2 separate regions of the Mus musculus genome follow, and region 2 is linked to region 1. The links are chromatin loops, found by intact Hi-C in ENCODE. Cell type or tissue: left cerebral cortex. All regions are shown on one strand. Links, peaks and the distances in the headings refer to the core of each region. The heading gives the core; the rest is flanking DNA.

Region 1 (2,919 bases), core at 281-2,780:
TTCCATTAAGTTGGTCAGTGAATACCAACCAATCAAACAGCCAACTTCTGTTTTCTTAGTAAAAATTGGTCAACCTACTCTAAAATTAGCATGGGGATACAAAAGATTAAGACTAACCAAAATAATCCTGAAGAGAAAAATATAGAATGAGAGGATTTTCTCTAGCCCCTGAGTTCCCAACACTTCTTCCCAACGGAGCCCTGCCTCGAGCACAGACACCTGTCTGGAATCCTGAAGCCTGATTTTGCTAACCACTTACTGTGCACACACATAAAGCATCATAAGAGTGAGCAGGGTTTCCACTGAAATGCTGAAGGACAGACAGCCTTCCTCCATCTGCAGCCCAGGGTCCCTTCCTGTGAGACTCATCTCTTGGGCGTTCCTAAGTACTTTCTCCCAGACCTGAGGAAGATCCAAATTCTTCACTTCTAACAACCTTCCCTTTCTGGCTAACTGGAACATGCTCTAAAATGTTATATTACACACACACACACACACACACACACACACACACACTCCCTTGGAAGCAACAAGATTTTGACAATATTAAAGGAGGAAGCCTTACTTTCTCCGGTGGGTGGTTAGCTATGACGGTTGTAGCCCTTTTGGTAAATATGTTTGTTGAGTAAATATTGTTATACTCTTTTGCAGGTTCTTCACCATCTCTTAAGTCAAGCGCACAGCGGGTACCATTCAAAGACTCAATCGGCGCACAGGCCTCGTGGGTGTAATAGTCTTCACTGCCTAGGAGGTATCCTGCAAGAAGAATGGGAGAAGAAACAGTCGGCATGGCAGAAAGCTTGTTAGGCAAACGAATGTTCCAGCAGTTAATTGCCTAATGCAACTGATTGCCCATGACGAGGCTAATCAAATGACAGGGCTAATCAGGGTTCTCTTCTTAACATCTCTATATTTGTTAGAGACACCACTGAAATGGCACTACATGGAAATCCAAGGCCCTTCCTCACTTGAGTCTTTTAGAGCATCTGTTCTCGCTTGTCAACTCTTTATACATGGTTGATCTGTGGGAAAAGGTTTTTAGAAATCAGAGTTTAAGTTCAGGAAGCAACCAGATGCTAATTCTTTAAAATTGCCTAAGAAAAAAGATAACGCACCACTAATGTGTTACAAGGTTTTACTTGTAAAATACTAAAAACAGGGTTCAGATCGTGTCATTTGTTGCTACTGAGGTTGGGAGATGGATTTCTGTGGTTATTTATGGACGGGGCCTTTGCCGGAGTTATATTTAGTCAAATGCTGACACCCACTGGTGGAAAAATATAAACCTTTCCTAATACAAGCTCTCTATCCCAGCTGAGCAGCCCCAGAGATCAAAGAGCAGCATTCTGTCTAGACTGTGAACCTTGCCCCGCTGCTCAGAGATGCAGTGCTTACTGAGCCCAGTGGCCTGTCAACTCCCCTGTTTCTAGAGCCCAGATCCCATAACAAAGAGGAAAGCACAGGAGAAACAGAAACGCCCCAACTAATCGTTGTTCTGCAAGTGATCGTGTTTTGAAAATGTGAAAATAAGCTGGGCTGCATATTATGATTAAATTGACAGACTTGCTCAGAAAAGGCCAATCAACAGAGGGCAGAAAGTGGTTAGTGACGGATGGCCCAGGGCTCTGGTTGCCTGGAGGCCCGTGATGACTGCTCATGGGATTTGGTTTCTTTTTGTGACATACATGTGTGTGTGTGTGTGTGTGTGTGTGTGTGTGTGTGGTTTCCTACAACTGAATTGTGGTGATAATGGCACAATCTCTCACATTGTTTAAAAATCGCTAAATTAAATACGTTAATTGGGTAAACTGTATAGTATATGAATTATACCCTAATAAAGCTATTAAAAAGAAATAAACTTTGATGAGCTCTTAGCTATATTCTTAAATATATTCCCTTTTAGTCTTAAAATGATGAAAAATGGGCCTAGCTCTTTCCTTTCTCATGAATTTTGTATACAGTGACAATTAAAGAGTCTTATACAGCTTATGTAATAATTCAATTGATTTTAGATTAACTATTTTTCATGATCAAATAAGTTCAAGGTCCTGAATATAATTAGTATATGACATCAACATAACTTATTGTGTGATTTTATCTATATTTATAGGAAATAAATCCAACATATTTACTACTTAATATGGAATAGAAAAAATTGTATTCACAAAAAAAATAATTTCAGGGCTGGTGAGATGGCTCAATGAGGAAAGGTGCTTGCCACCAAACCTAACAACCTTAGTCTGATCCCTGCGATCCACACAGAGGAAGAAGAGAACGGACTCCTGAAAGCTGTCCTGACTCAGACCTCTACACGTTTGTGTTCTCTCTCTCTCCCTCCCCCTCTCTCTCTCTCTCTCTCTCTCACGCACACGCACGCGCACGCACGCGCGCGCGCGCGCACACACACACACACACACACACACACAAATAACTACCTCAACCTTACCTTGGTGATTAGAGTGATCAAGCCAGTAGTTTGGGTTTTTAACATCTACTTAGTATTAGAATTTGGAGAGAACACTTCACACTCCTTTCCATTAATATAAACTATCACTGGGGAAGATATAGGCACAGGATATGTTTGGTTATAGGAACCATAAATATTAAATGATATTAAAAATAGAAGAACTGTAGAGCTAGAACTCAAATACTTGGCCAAACCAGTATAGACAAATAACAAATGTGGGTATTTGTCTATCCAGGTCCAGGGTGAACCTTAATTCTCATACAAGAATATGACTTCTGCCCTTTATGTAAAGTTTTTAGTGTGTGTGTGTGTGTGTGTGTGTGTGTGCACATGTGCATTGGTCAAAGGACAACCCTGACATCATTGCCAGGAGCTATTCCCATTGTTTTTGGAGACATGTTCTCTCCTGGTTTGGCATTTAGGCTAAGCTGCCTGGACAGTGAGCCCCAGGG
Region 2 (2,919 bases), core at 244-2,743, 350 kb before region 1:
TGAGACTTAGGATCTTCCCAAGCACACCTCAGCGAACATACTTCTTCAAAACAGGAGCCACACACCCTAAGCCTGCTCCAGGTCTGTCTTCCTGCCACTCAGCCCCTCCCATGGTTTGAGTGATGGCATCCCCAAGGCAACAGAAGCAAGAAGCAGGGCTGGTGCCTGCCTCGGCAGCACATGCATGCACTAAGACAATTAGCATGGCCCCTACACAGGGATGACAGGCAGGTCTGTGAAGTGTTCCACAAAGGAGAGAAAAACAGAACTAGGGGCTGGGAGCTGGGGGTGACCACACAGGACTCTGCCTTCAGATATGGATTAGTCCTCTTGTAAAATAGATCCAGGCAGACCTGAAGGGGATAGGACTCCACAGGAATACCAACAGAGTCAACTAATCTGGACCCTTGGGGGCTCCCAGAGCTGAATCACCAACCAAAGAGTGAGCATGGGCTGGACCTACCTTGACCCTCTGAGCATATGTAGCAGATGTGCAGCTTGGTCTTCATAAGGGTTCCCCAACAACTGGAGCAGGGGCTGTCCCTGAATCTGTTGTCTGCCTGTGCCTCCCATTCCCCTAACTGAGCTGACTTGTCTGGCCTTGATGGGAGAGGATGGGCCTAGTCCTGCAGTGACCTGATGTGCCAGGGTGGGGTAATATCCAGGAGGGGGCCTCCCCTTTTCAGAGGAGAGAGGGAGGAGGGGGTGGGAGAGGGCCTCTGGAAGGATGGGGGAGGGGGGCTGTGATTAGGATGTAAGGTGAATAAATTAATGAAAAGAAAAAGAAAAAAGTAAAGGGCTCCAAGTGGGAAGGAGCTCTCTTCACCTCCATCTTCCACCAAACAAGGATACAACAGCAAGGCCCCATCTTGGAAGCAAGAAGCAGCCACAGGCAGGTATCCATGCTGCCACCTAGCATGAACTTGCCAGCCTTCAGAGCTATGGAAACATTTTTATCTTTATGCAGACTAGAAACTTTGTTTATTTGTTCATTTGATTTATCTATCTTATTTTCTTCATTTGTTTGTTTGTTTGTTTCTTTCTTTTCAATGCTAGGGATTGAATCCAGAGCCTTGAAATATGTTAGGTAAGTACCTGACCACCGAGCTACATCACCGTCCTAGAGCACATTTTTATAGTAACAACAACAAAAGAGAGATGCCGCTGGGGAAAGGGCTCAGTGGGTAAAAGCACTAAGGGCTCTTCCAAAGGTCCTGAGTTCAAATCCCAGCAACCACATGGTGGCTCACAACCACCCATAATGAGATCTGATGCCCTCTTCTGGTGTGTCTGAAGACAGCTACAGTGTACTTATTTATAATAATAAATCAATCTTTTTCAAGAGAGAGAGAGAGAGAGAGAGAGAGAGAGGCCCCTGAAGCAGTTACTATTTCTTCATTGCCGTATGGTAGGAAATAGAAGGTAAGGGCTTGACACATGGCGAGTATGCAGAATGCCTCAGTGACAGTGAGCAGTGACGGTGAGGTACTCATTAACACAGTTGGCACTCGGAATATATTCGTTATCTGAGCCACTTTTCTATCTCCTCTGACTACCACCCTCAACCTCTCTGGAAAAGGCCTGCCATATGGTCAACACTGGGTCAGATAATAAGGTACTTTAGCCTGTGGTGGGCGAGGGCCAGGCCGTGAGCATCAGCACCTGAGATGGAGGCTGGAGTAAGGCGTAAAACCACACAGCTGTCACATCCCTGCTCCGGGTTCTCCCCCACCCTCCCCCGCCTCACCTCACTCACCAAGCTTCTGTAAGAACCGGCCAAACACATCACTGTTGTTATTATTTTTTTTTTTTTAAGTTTTCGTCTGTCTCTCTTCAAAGTTAGTAAGTACTTTTCATTCTGTGTCAGCCCACGCAAACCTCCCCTTTCTCTGATCTCACAGGGCACTCGGTCGGGACCACACAGCTCAGTAGTGAATGATCTCCTAGTATGTCACACAGGCTGTGTGACTCTCCAGAAAAGCTGAGTGGCTCAAAGCTGATTAAGACAGGTGGTCTTCAAAATGCACAGATGAACCCCCCCCAACACTCTCTTTCCTTCTTTCCCCTCCCTTCCCCATTTTGCATTCATTTTATACCAGCAAATGCTAAGCAACTGACAAGCATGACCCACACTGCCTGTGTGCTAAGGAGGCATGTTTTTACGTTAACTAAGCCATGGTATGGAAAGCTTCCAGTCACCTCTGGTACTGTTTGGTTCATGCACAGTGTTATAAATGAAGAGGGACTGAACTGGGTCACTGTCTTGTTTGTTTCCTTAAAAAGGCTCTAACTGGTGATCCTGAGGCTGCAGAATTTTATCTGCCAACACTGCAAAACGGACAGAAGAAACATGATGCGTCTTCCCTCAGTCGACAGCTTCCGACCAAGCTCCTCCTCTCAGTTCCAAAATATCAGTCACAGCTCTGGACTCAGTTGTCCCTCTCAAACTGCCGAGGGCCTGGTGGTCAGCAGCAGGAGCCGTTCAGAACTATGTCGTGTCTGGCATCTCTGAGCCGGGAGGTCTCTGGGAGTGTTTTTATCTGTGGCATCTCTTTAAGCATTCACTCACTACTGTCACTTTGAAGTTTCAAAACTATTCCTGGTTAGCACACAGGCTCATGCCCCCAACCCCGCTTTCAGGGTTGTGCCAATGTGGAAGCTCTCAGCTACTGCTCCAGTGCCCTGCCTGCCTGCCTGCCTGCCTGCCTGCCTGCCGCCCCTCTCCTGCCATAATGGTCATGAATTCACCCTCTGAAACTGTGAGCAAGCCCTCATTTAAATGATTTCTTTTGTAAGTTACTTTGGTCATGGTCTCTAATCACAGCATTTAAAAGTAAGCTACACCCCAAACAAGCTCTTCCTCTGTGGGCTGGACAGGGCCTTATTAAAGGGGTTCTGCAGGGCTGACCCCCATGATGC

The links. Hi-C counts contacts between places; a loop is a spot of excess contacts. Peaks named below come from ENCODE experiments on the same cell type or tissue, not always from the same donor. Only the 100,000 strongest peaks of a DNase experiment are listed, where the experiment ranks them.
Region 2: a loop joins it to region 1, with 15 times the contacts of the local background. A loop is called at or near these places in 15 of 42 quality-filtered maps.

The regions. Positions count from the first base shown.
Region 1 is chr13:93,791,865-93,794,783 of GRCm38, reverse strand. It overlaps Arsb (arylsulfatase B), which reads right to left. Exons shown (of 8, transcript NM_009712.3): 3 at 566-756. Among named protein-coding and RNA genes, the nearest start is that of Mir5624, 2.5 kb to the right of the region's middle. In left cerebral cortex, for the core only: a CTCF peak has its summit at 1,276; a DNase peak (open chromatin) is centred at 1,250.
Region 2 is chr13:94,143,600-94,146,518 of GRCm38, reverse strand. The region is part of intron 2 of Lhfpl2 (lipoma HMGIC fusion partner-like 2); the gene reads right to left. Among named protein-coding and RNA genes, the nearest start is that of Lhfpl2, 87 kb to the right of the region's middle. In left cerebral cortex, for the core only: a CTCF peak has its summit at 1,241 (motif pointing left); no DNase peak of the experiment used is centred there.